Linked DNA regions of Homo sapiens: all the other regions are linked to region 1. A link is a contact called in ENCODE Hi-C or POLR2A ChIA-PET data. All regions are on one chromosome and are shown on one strand. The core of a region is the stretch at or near the end of the contact, and the rest is flanking DNA. Distances in the headings are between cores, read along the strand shown.

The links. A loop is a pair of places that touch in the nucleus more often than their neighbours do. ChIA-PET counts read pairs that join two places held with the same protein, here RNA polymerase II (POLR2A). Pooled maps may share reads with other maps.
Region 2: a loop to region 1 is called in a pooled map, with 2.9 times the contacts of the local background. The contact joins the enhancer-like site here to the promoter of GNE in region 1. A Hi-C loop is called at or near these places in 1 of 168 maps with a recorded cell type or tissue (ascending aorta) and 2 of 50 pooled maps. POLR2A ChIA-PET finds 5 or more read pairs at or near these places in 1 of 52 experiments (AG04450).
Region 3: a map of CD8-positive, alpha-beta T cell shows a loop between it and region 1 (13-fold over the local background). The contact joins the promoter of MELK here to the promoter of GNE in region 1. A Hi-C loop is called at or near these places in 6 of 168 maps with a recorded cell type or tissue (B cell, CD4-positive, alpha-beta T cell, CD8-positive, alpha-beta T cell and 1 more), 19 of 37 single-sample maps with no recorded cell type and 21 of 50 pooled maps. POLR2A ChIA-PET finds 5 or more read pairs at or near these places in 1 of 52 experiments (activated CD8-positive, alpha-beta T cell).

The regions. Positions count from the first base shown.
Region 1 is chr9:36,256,359-36,260,221 of GRCh38, forward strand. It overlaps GNE (glucosamine (UDP-N-acetyl)-2-epimerase/N-acetylmannosamine kinase), which reads right to left and starts at 2,090. Exons shown (of 12, transcript NM_005476.7): 1 at 1,963-2,090. It overlaps LOC124902150 (a long non-coding RNA gene), which reads left to right and starts at 2,252. Exons shown (of 3, transcript XR_007061473.1): 1 at 2,252-2,393. RefSeq lists a silencer at 1,831-1,990 and an enhancer at 2,291-2,520.
Region 2 is chr9:35,922,317-35,926,179 of GRCh38, forward strand. No RefSeq gene overlaps it. Among named protein-coding and RNA genes, the nearest start is that of SPAAR, 15 kb to the left of the region's middle. RefSeq lists an enhancer at 955-2,154. Within about 2 kb of position 1,680, at least 14 of the 41 ENCODE cell types and tissues checked have a DNase peak (open chromatin) inside an H3K27ac peak, as active enhancers do.
Region 3 is chr9:36,570,652-36,574,514 of GRCh38, forward strand. It overlaps MELK (maternal embryonic leucine zipper kinase), which reads left to right and starts at 2,244. Exons shown (of 18, transcript NM_014791.4): 1 at 2,244-2,356. RefSeq lists an enhancer at 963-1,462 and a silencer at 2,046-2,325.

The sequences.
Region 1 (3,863 bases), core at 840-3,339:
CTCAGCCTCCTGAGTAGCTGGGATCACAGGCGCCTGCCACCACATCGAGCTAATTTTTGTATTTTTAGTAGAGATGAGGTTTCATCATGTTGGCCAGGCTGGTCTTGAACTCCTGACCTCAGGTGATCCGCCTGCATTGGCCTCCCAAAGTGCTGGGATTACAAGCGTGAGCCACCACGCCCGGCAGAAACCCAAATTCTTAAAGACTACTTTCTGCATTCTCTCAACTCAAGACCGTCCATTATAAATGCTGACAAAAGGTGATTAACCCTTTCCAGAAAAATAATGCCCCACTCAACCGTGGAAAGAGTTCTTTGTGAAGAGAATATTTTTAAGGCTATCAAATAAAAATAATGAACACTTGGGTCAAGCAGTCACTGAACAGAGGAAACAACAGTAAACATTTGCTGAGCGCTTCTGAAGTGCCAAACATTGTGCTAATAGGTTTCTTCACATGTATTAACTCATTTCATCCTCACAGCCCTCGTATTAGCCGCGTTTTACAGACAGGAAGCACAGAGAAAATAATTTACTTGCCCCAAATCACTGTTTAATAGTTCATCATTGGCCAGGCGCGGTGGCTGACGCCTGTAACCCCAGCACTTTGGGAAGCCGAGATGGGCGGATCACTTGATGTCTGTTCAAGTCCAGCCTGACCAACATGGTGAAACCCCGTCTCTACTAAAAATACAAAAATTAACCGAGCATGGTGGCAGGCGCCTGTAATCCCAGCTACTTGGGAGGCTGAGGCAGGAGAATTACTTGAACCCAAGTTCATCATTGAGAGAACCGAAAATCAAACCCTTGTCTGAATGACTTCAGCGCTCAGAACACTGTCCCACACCCAGTGTTTGCCTTGTGTCTGTTCATTCCATAAACATCCATGAGTACAAATCTTCCTCGAAAACATGATAAATCGCCCTTTCATCAGTGCAATGAGGATGGGACTCAAAGGAATAAGAAGGAAAGAGCTATATAAAGCTGTCTGAAAGTCAGGGCCCCATTCCGACGCTATAATTCGGTTTGGCTTCAACTGCGGCGCTCCTACAGTTGGGTTAACGAGTTACCTATACTGCGAAACTGTACCCCACCCCTCCTACCAGAGTAGTAAAAAATACGTTCTTGTGTTCTAACAATTTTACAAGCGTAAAACTGGGGGGAGGGGCCGGGCGCGGTGGCTCACGCCTGTAATCCCAGCACTTTGGGAGGCCGAGGTGGGCGGATCACGAGGTCAGGAGATCGAGACCATCCTGGCTAACATGGTGAAACCCCGTCTCTACTAAAAATACAAAAAATTAGCCGGGCGTGGTGGTGGGCGCCTGTAGTCCCAGCTACTCGGGAGGCTGAGGCAGGAGAATGGCGTGAACCTGGGAGGCGGAGCTTGCAGTGAGCCGAGATCGCGCCACTGCACTCCAGCCTGGGCGACAGAGCGAGACTCAGTCTCAAAAAAAAAAAAAAAAAAAAAAAAAAAAAAAAAAATTGGGGTGAGGGCGGGGAATTAACGTTTCTCAAATATACAAGGAAGCCCAGACTCAGAATGTAGACTCAGAGCAGGGAGGGGACCTTTTAGCCCAGCCTTTTCACGCCAGGACAGCTCGCCTGCCAGGCAGTTCTCCACCCTCTCTCGCCCCGCCCCGCTCCTAACGGGACAGTCAGCATCCCCCCTGATTGGACAGCACTGTTCCAGGGGACAAGTCAACCTGGGCCTCCCTCTACATCCCCTCCCCTGCTCATCAGGGCCCACCCCGAGCCACACGGCGGAGCCCTGAATTGGGCCAAAGAGGTGCCCTATGGTGAGGCCTGCAGGACATTGGGCGAGAGCCGGGTCCAGTGTGGGCCTCGGGGCGCGGTGGGGTGGAAAGCGGCCGGGGAGGGGAGGCCTGGGGCAGGAGGCCGGGGGAGGCGGCCCTGGGGGTGGGCAGGATGCTCTCCCGGAGTCCCACGCCGCCGCGCGGCTCTCACCAGACGCCGTCAGAGGCTCCCTCCCACGCCGCCACCGCGCTCCTCGGGCGAGGGACGAACCAAGCGCCACGAAGCAGGCAGAGCGCGAGCCTGCCCCTCGGTTTCCGCGCTCGGGCGCGCGGGTAGACGACTCGTCGCTCGACCTTGTCCCCACTCCTCGCTCGCCCAGCCACGCCCACCCGGAGTGCCGAATCCGCGATCGCGCCCTGACGCCACCCGAGAGAGCTCGCGTGATTGGCTGCTCCCGTCCCCGTCCCCCACCTTCCCGGCGGTATTTTGAGGCGCAGGCAGGGTGCTGACCAGCGGACCATCTTCCATGGCCTCTGCCGCGCTGGAGCTGCTGCGGGGCTGTCCTGCCAGCTTGTGCTCCCGCCCCGAAGCGTCCTCCTCCACTGGCGACACACGCACTGAAGCCCGAGTCTTCCCGCTGGGTAGTTGTTTTGGTCTTGCACCCAAGGAGGGATTTCTTGCGCCTCTTGTTCCCTCAGTTATTTCATAAACCAGGACCGCAACTATACTGTCGTGTAGCGCGGCCACCCCACAGCGGTCCCTGACGTTAACCCTTGCCGTGACTGCTAGAAGACACTGGTGGAGTGTGAATTGATGACCAAGGCATGGCAGAGCCTCTCTCATCTTTATAATCAGTTCAGCGGCGGCCTCCACTACAGGGAACTCCCAGCCAGTCCCGAGGCCTAGGGACATCCAGGGAGAAACGTGGCGGTGGTAAAGGGCTTGCGCAGCTCCTGAAGATAAATAAGACTTTGGGTTGCTGTTGTTTTTGAGACAAGGGTCTCACTATGTTGTCCAGGCAGCACTCGAGCTCCTGGCCTCAAGCCATCTTTTCTGGCTTCAGCCTTCTGAGTAGCTGGGACTACAGGACCATGCCACCGAATCAGGCTTTAAGACTTTTTAATGACCCTTTCAAATTTCTGAGTCACTCCCAGCATTTTAGGAAGCCAAGTGAGAAGGCTAGCTTGAGGCCAGGAGTTCGAGACCAACCTGGGCAACAGATTCCTGAGTCACCATTGACAAGAAACTTTGAATGAAGTTGATGATACAAAATATTAACATCTTTTTTTTTTTACAACCATTAAAAATTTACCACAGGTGAAACTAAGTCTAACAGTTCATTGAGATTTCTTGCTGTACAGCAAATTTCAAATCTCATCAAACTGCAGTTTGTGATGCATTTCAATTAATAATGAAGCTCTAATTTGTAAAATACTTATGAACTCTTAGTTCTCCTGTGGCTAGCTTGGAGCCACGAAAAGGTCACATTAGCCACAAAAGAAAAGACATTAAGGGATTTTTGCAAGGAAGTGCTATCAGATTTCTTTTTTGTTTGTTTGTTTGTTTTTGAGACAGGGTCCCACTCTATCGCCCAGGCTGGAGTACAGTGGTACGATCTCAGCTCACTGAAACCTCCACCTCCCAGGTTCAAGCAATTCTCCTGCCTTAGCCTCCCGAGTAGCTGGGATTACAGGCACACACCACCATGCCCGGCTAATTTTTGTATTTTTAGTAGAGACGGGGGTTTCACCATGTTGGCCAGACTGGTCTCAAACTCCCGACCTTAGGTGATCCGCCCACTTTGGCCTCCCAAAGTGCTAGGATTACAGACATGAGCCACCACACCAGGCCCAGATTTCTTTTTTAAATCACACTGGCTGCTCTGTGGAGAATGGATTGGTAGCAGTGAAACTCAACTGAAGTGGATGGATATGATGTTTATTTTGGAAGTAAAATTGATGAGACTTAATTATAGGTTAGATATAAGGGGATGACAGGGAAAAAGACTCAAGAATGACCTCCGGGCCAGGTGTGGTGGCTCACACCTGCAGTCCCAGCACTTTGGAAGGCAGAGGTGGGAGGATCGCTTGTGCTCAGGAGTTCCAGGCAAC
Region 2 (3,863 bases), core at 430-2,929, 330 kb before region 1:
ATAAGTATCCTATGTGTACAAACTTACCAATATTTGTTTTATTTGCAAAAATGACTTACCATTAGAAGCAGACCAGGTCACAAACACACACTTATAACCAGTGTGTGCTGGTAAACTGACTCTCCTGGAGAAAAAAAAAAAAACCCTTATATGTAGGGTTTGCCAAATTCTGAGGGGAGGCATAAATGTTCCCACAATGGTCAATGCCCAGCTACCGAGGGGATGTCACTGAGAGCTGGGAAGAGCAGCATACAACTGGCTCTTCTTGAGCCAGCGCTAGCCCACCACCACCTCTACCCTGGCAACAGCAGTCGGAAGACTGATTAGATGATGGCCTTTTCTCTCCTCTACTCCCCAGTTCCATTCAGAACTTAACTTTCCTATGGGTGCCTCAGTATTTTCTACTCTCGCTTTTGATTTGGTGTCAGTGGATTCCTTTGAACTAGTCACATCTAGTTCAACATGTTGATTGCTAAGCTTTAATTCTCACACAAAAACACTCTTACCAGGTTCCTAGATGTCTTAACTTCTTTTTCTCAGGAATTGGCATTTGGAAAAACAGTATTTCCGAGAAATGCTGGGAAGGAATTCCTGCATAAAAACACAAATCTGGCCGGGCACGGTGGCTCGTGCCTGTATTCCCAGCACTTTGGGAGGCTGAGGCAGGTGGATCATGAGGTCAAGAGATCAAGACCATCCTGGCCAGCATGGTGAAACCCCATCTGTACTAAAAATATAAAAATTAGCTGGGCGTGGTGGTGCGCGCCTGTAGTCCCAGCTACTCGGGAGGCTGAGGCAGGAGAATCACTTGAACCCGGGAGATGGAGGTTGCAGTGAGCCGAGATTGTGCCACTGCACTCCAGCCTGGGCAACAGAGGGAGACTCCATCTCAAACAAAGCAAAACAAAACACAACACAAATCCAGGAAACCCAAGTAAAACCTATTTGCTTGACTGATCGTGATCCTACTGGATACATTCTCCTGGGTCCCAATTTTGGCCACCGCTCATTTTCATTGATCTCATTTTAAGGGGTTTGAGGTATGGAGTCCTTAGGATTTGGTGTTAAGTTTGGTGATTTTTCAGAGAGGCCGCACCAGAGCTGCATCGGTGATCATTTGACTTTATGTCTGACCCTGTGCACAGGGGTCTACTTGTCTCCTAACCTCAGTTTTCCTCTTTTTCCTTATTAGAAAAACAACAATAACATCAACACAGTCCCTCTTGGAACTAGGAATGGCCAGTAGAAGTGGTGTGTGACTTCTGGGAAATGTCCTTAAATAGAGGCGGAATACTCTTCTTTGTTTTTTCTCCTTTATCTGGCCAGAATGTAGATATAATGGCTGGAGCTACAGAAGTCAGATTGGACCAGAGTGGCCTTGGGAGTAGAAGCCCCATTTGGGGGAACAATAAGATAAAAGGGGCCTGGGTTCCTGATACTGTGGGAGCCCATATCAGTCCTATACTGCCTTCTTCCAGGCTTTTATACCAAAGCAAAACAGTCTTATTTAAACCACTATTGATATGTGGTTTTCTATCACTCATAACTGAAACAAATTAAACAGCACACCAGTGCATTGTATTCTGTTACATAGTTTATGGGAGGCCATTGTTTTGGACTAGCCTCCTACACTGGCCCTAGCAGAGCAGATCAAACCAGAGCAGAGTCACCTGTGCTAACTGCCAAGTCATCAAACCGGACTTTGAAATGAGGCAGTTTTCCAAAAACGCAGGAGCTTCCAGTCACCCTGAATCAGCACAATAAAAAGTGCCCTCTGCTTTAACCCTATAAGGAAAGCAACTTTGAAATGACCAATCTGCTTTTTGTTCCCTGTTTCTGCTTTCTTCAGCCCTCTTTTATCCATAAAGCCAAACTTCTCTGCCCACTTCACTGGAATACTCATTCTATTTCGTAGAATGAGGTGTTGCCTGATTCTAGAATCACAAATAAAAGCCAATTTGATCATTACAAATAATTTGTTGTAATTTTGCCTTTGGGAAGTTCCTAGTGAAAGCAAAAGCTACTAGCAAGAATCCTTGAAAGGTTTGTAATGGAGGTGAAAATGAAAGACTGTAGCATTACCCAGTGACTCAGAGAGTGTGGGGGAGGCAGCTGCATCTAGTGATAATGGATGATACATTTGGAATAGAAGAGGCTGTGGTTTCATGCATGCCTGTCTTCCCATCTGCCAAGAAGGCTGATGAATAAGCTTTTATACTCCTCTAAGTTGGTAAAAGAAGTTTTCAGATTTTTAATACTCAAAGGTCTTTTCACAAATGACTATGACCTTTTCTTTTCTTTTCGAGACAGGGTTTCACTCCCGTCGCCCAGGCTGGAATGCAGTGGTGAAATCTCGGCTCACTGCAACCTCTGCCTCCTGGGCTCAAATGATCCTCTCGCCTCAGCCTCCTGAGTAGCTGGGACTACAGGCATGCAGCACTGCGCCCAGCTAAGTTTTGTATTTTTTCTAGAGACGGAATTTTGCCGTGTTGCCTAGGCTGCTCTGGAACTCCTGAGCTCAAGTGATCCACCTGCCTTGGCCTCCTGAAGTGCTGGGATTACAGGTCGGAGCCACTGCGCCTGGCCTCTATGCCTGTGGTCTTTAGTTTGTAGGAACCAGACCACTCAAAGGCTGGAACGTACCTTATTGCTCTGCCAGTGAATGGTTTAGGAACTGGCTGAAGGAGCTGGGGATTCAGTCTAGGAAGAACTTACAGGAGTTGGGATTGGGTTTGAGAGCTGCTTTCACACATCTAAGTAAAAAAGATTTAGCCTTCCTCACAGAGGGCTCTAGGCCAAAACCAGAACCCAAAGGTGGAGGCTGCCAACTTTACCCTAAATTAAAGAGAAACCTCCTACCCATCAGAACTGGATGGAGGTAGCTTTTTGATAGCAACTCTCCACTGCTGGGAATATTTAATCAAAGGATGCAGAAGGAGTCATTAACTGAGCAGCAGTTCCCATATACCAGCCTATGTATTGGTACCTACCTGTCTATAACATTTTCCAGGTCTCAGCCAGGCACGGTGGCTCATGCTTGTAATCCCAGCACTTTGGGAGGCTGAGGTGGAAGGATCTCTTGAGCCCGGGAGTTACCAGCCCGGGCGACACAGGGAGACCCTGTCTCTACAAATAATTTAAAAATTAGCCAGGCATGATGGTGCACACGTGTGTGGTCCCAGCTACTTGGAAGGCTGAGGAGGAGAATCAATTGAGCCCAGGAGGTCGAGGCTGCAGTGAGCTGTGATTGTGCTACTGCACTCCAGCCTGGGTAACAAAGCAAGACCCTGTCTCAAAAAAAAAAAAAAAAAAAAAAAGAGAGAGAGAGAGAAAAAAAGGCAATGTAGTACATTTTAAAAATAAAACTAAATATTTGCAATTTGAAGTACATTCTCTTTATTCCAAGATTATGTTCTTTCTATTTCAGGAGGTGTTATAATGTCTTTTTTTAGTAGTAGGTGGTATTAGCTATTGTTGTTTAACACCCTAATTAGACAACATAAAATCTTGGCAATCCTATATAATTCCATTAAAATTTACACTGGCTATAAGATCTAGAAGTCTGGTAATATGGATGAGATGACACCTGGTTGTCTGAATTGACCTTCCAAGGATTAGTAGTTCATTCGAGTGTCTACTAGATGCCATTTTTGTGTATTTACAGCAACTAGATAATTTCATGGTTCAAATCAGAGAAACCAGTAATGTGATCCACGTGCTTATGGTAACTTAAACTTTATTGACTATTCATTTTTGACACATATAGCTACTTTTTGATAGACATGAATTTTCTATTTGCATTTAAAAACAAAACTAATTTTCAAAGTTCTATTCTCAAAATGGCAATGATGACCTTTCTAAAT
Region 3 (3,863 bases), core at 994-3,493, 310 kb after region 1:
GCATGGTGGTGGGCGCCTGTAGTCCCAGCTACTCAGGAGGCTGAGGCAGGAGAATGGCGTGAACCCAGGAGGCGGAGCTTGCAGTGAGCCGAGACCACGCCACTGCACTCCAGCCTGGGTGACAGAGTGAGACTCCATCTCCAAAAAAAAAAAAAAGAACATTTATGATTAATGGGAAGAGGTCACCATATCAACATTAACAGGAGTTGGGAAGAAATTAATTCCAACCCTCATGGATGACTTTGAGGGGTTCAAGACTTCACTCGTGGAAGTAACTGCAGATTTGGTGGAAACAGCAAGAGAACTAGAATTGGAAGTGAAGCCTGAATATGTGACTGAACTGCTGCAATCTCATGATCCAACTTGAATAGATGGGGAGTTTCTTCTTACGGATGAGCAAAGAGAGAGTGCTTTCTTGAGATGGAAGCTCCTCTTGGTGAAGATGCTGTGATCATTGCTGAAATAACAACAAAAGATTTAGAATATTCCATAAACTTTGTTGATAAGGCAGTGGCAAGATTTCAGAGAACTAACTTTGAAGGAAGTCCTGCTGTGGATGAAATGGTATCACACAGCATCACATGCTACAGAGAAATCTTTCATGAAAGGAAGTGTCCATCGATGCAGCATTGTTGTTTTATTTTAGGAAATTGCCACAGCCATCCCAACGTTTAGCAACCACCACCCTGATCAATCAGCAGCATGGAGGCAAGACCCTCCACCAGCAAAAAGATTATGATTTGCTGAAGATTCAGATGACCATGTTAAATTAAGTTTAGCATAAAGCTGCCTCCTTATGCATTTTAAGTTCAGACTAACAATTTATTTCTTTCTCTCTCTCCCTTTCTCTCCCTTCCTTTCCTTTCCCTTCCCTTCCCTTCCCCTCCCTTCCCCTCCCTTCCCCTTCCCTTCCCCTTCTCTTCCTTTCTTTCTTTTCTCTCTCTCTTTCTCTCTTTCTCTTTTTTTGAGACGGAGTCTTGCTCTGTTGCCCAGCCTGGAGTGCAGTGGCACGATCTCTACTCACTGCAACCTCTGCCTCCCAGCAGAGAGAATCAAGAGATTCTCCTGCCTCTACCTCCTGAGTAGCTGGGATTATAGGCTCGCGCCACCAAGCCCGGCTAATTTTTTGTATTTTTAGTAGAGACAGGGTTTCATCATGTTGGTCAGGCTGGTCTCGAACTCCTGACCCCAAATGATCTGCCCCCGCCCCCCCACCAAAGTGCTGGGATTATAGATGTGAGCCTTTGCACCTGGCCTAACAGTTTCTCCATACATAGTGAATTGTAGACAACTACAATTGTAAATGTGTAAAGAGACTGTAACCTTGTAACAAGTAGCGAGTCTCAGTCAATCACAGCAGCGGAGTTTTGGCCAATCACAGGTGGCCAACTGTTTAAACAGTGCTCAAAATAGTCAGAGGTTGAGTTGCAACCAATCCAGCTGTTTCCATACTTGACTGCAATTTCTGTAAGTCATTTTCCTTTTTCTGTCCATAAATGTTATTTGAACATATGGCAGCCCGAATCACTCTGAACCTATTTTGGTTCCAGGGATTACTGGATTTTGGACTCATTCTTTGGTCAATTCAACTCTGTAAAGTTTAATTTGTCTAAAGATTTTCTGGGCCGGATACAGTGGCTCACGCCTGTAATCCCAGCACTTTGGGAGGCTGAGGCGGGAGGATCGCTTGAGCCCAGGAGTTCGAGACCAGCCTGGCCAACATAGCGAGATCCCGTCTCTACCCACAAATAATTTAGCCAGGCGTGGTGGCGCGTGCCTGTAGTCTCAGCTACTGGGGTTCTTATTCCTCGTGGCAACACATTTTGGAGAGGGGGAGGTATTCCTGTCTTTGCTGGGTGGGAGAACGGCCAGTGGGCAAGGGAGGACGAAAATGAGAACTGTGACTGCCAGAGGGCACGTCAATTTTAGGAAGAGAACGTAAGAAAGTTGGGTTCTGTGGAGACTTGGCATATCCACGCCACCTGGAAAATCATCACGTGCCCTCCGGGGCAAGACCAAGGCCTCAAGTCACCCCTCGCAGCCCAGTGGACCTCCCGGCCATCCCTTTCACGGCTCCACAGCGACCGCGAGCCGTTGCCCCGGTGAGAACCCCCCGGCACTGTGCGCGCCCCCGCCTGCCGTGCGCGTCCGCTTCCCTGGGATCCGGCGCCGCGCGCGCCCCCGCCGCGTCCCCGCCCCTTCCGGCCCGGGAGATTTGATTCCCTTGGCGGGCGGAAGCGGCCACAACCCGGCGATCGAAAAGATTCTTAGGAACGCCGTACCAGCCGCGTCTCTCAGGACAGCAGGCCCCTGTCCTTCTGTCGGGCGCCGCTCAGCCGTGCCCTCCGCCCCTCAGGTCAGTTCTCCCGCCTGCCCGCCGCAGTCGCAGTTGATGGCTGGGGTCTGGGCTGTGCGGGGCGCAGCGGCCCAAACCCAGTTTGCTCCTGGCTCTCGGGAGACTGGAGGATTTCATCGGAGCCCCGCGCTTTACCAGCCCTGTTCCCTGGATAAGATATTTGACCTTTCCGACCCGCGGTTTTCTTCTCCGTAAGTGGGGATAATGACCGTGTCTACTTAACAGGGTTATTGAAGAGGTGTTCAGGCTAAGCGTTTGCCACCTAGGAGGCTGCGATAGACGTGAATTCCCATTTCCCGTTTCCAGTTTCCGTGACTCTTCCCCGCGAAAAAAGTTGACAGAAGGGTTTCGAGTTTTTTCTGTTTGTACAACTCAGTTTACTGGGGCAGTGCAATAAAAAAGGAGATGTGTTATCACTACCTTTTCAGAGTCCAAATCCATCCTCTCCTATCATCTCCCCAGAGTAGTGGCTTCAGAGGCTCACACTAAAAGGGGAATTTTTTTTCTTTTTCTTCAAGACGGAGTTTCGCTCTTGTTGCCCAGGCTGGAGTGCAATGGCGCGATCTCGGCTCACCGCAACCTCCGCCTCCCAAGTTCAAGCGATTCTTCTGCCTCAGCCTCCCGAGTAGCTGAGCTTACAGACATCCGCCACCACGCCCGGCTCATTTTTTGTATTTTTAGTAGAGACGGGGTTTCACCACGTTGGCCAGGCTGGTCTCCAGCTCGTGTCCTCAGGTGATCCGCCCGCCTTGGCCTCCCAGAGTGCTGGGATTACAGGCGTGAGCCACCACGCCCGGCCTAAAAGGGGAATTTTCACCGAATGCTGTATCAGTAATAGGAGCAGCAGGATTGCTCCCACCAAGAAACCTGGTGTAGGGTTGTGGGAGCTGGAAAGGGTAGACTCAGGGAAGGCTGCCCAAGAGAGGAATCAGGTCCCTAGCACTTAGGACGGGTAATTACCTTTGGTATTTCTCCTTTGTTAGTGGAATGAGGTGAGTATCAGGAGCCTGGATTGTTGTTTAGAGGCCAGTGTTCCTAACTTTGGTTTAAATTTTGGTTTCTGTTTCCCATGGAGTCTGGCTAGAAAATCAGAAAAATCAGAAAAGCCCTTACTGGGCCTTCGTGGGCTTGTTTCTCCCAAGGGTCTGTCCTTTCTGTGTAACTACTGTGGACCAACTAGATGGGCAGATCAATCCCAATGAGTGCCTCATTGTTGGTGCTCCCAGAAGCCTTTGCAAGGGAGCAGGGCAGGATGCTAATTAAATGTGTTACAGGCCACATTATAAACCATTCTGAGCCCGGCGTGGTGGCTCACGCTTGTAATCCCAGCACTTGGGGAGGCCGAGGTGGGCGGATCACTTGAGGCCAGGAGTTCTAGACCAGCCTGGCCAACATGGCGAAACCCCGTCTCTACTAAAAATACAAAAAAAAAAAAAAAAAAAAAAATTAACCGGGCATGGTGGCGCATGCCTGTAATCCCAGCAACTGGGGAGGCTGAGGCACGAGC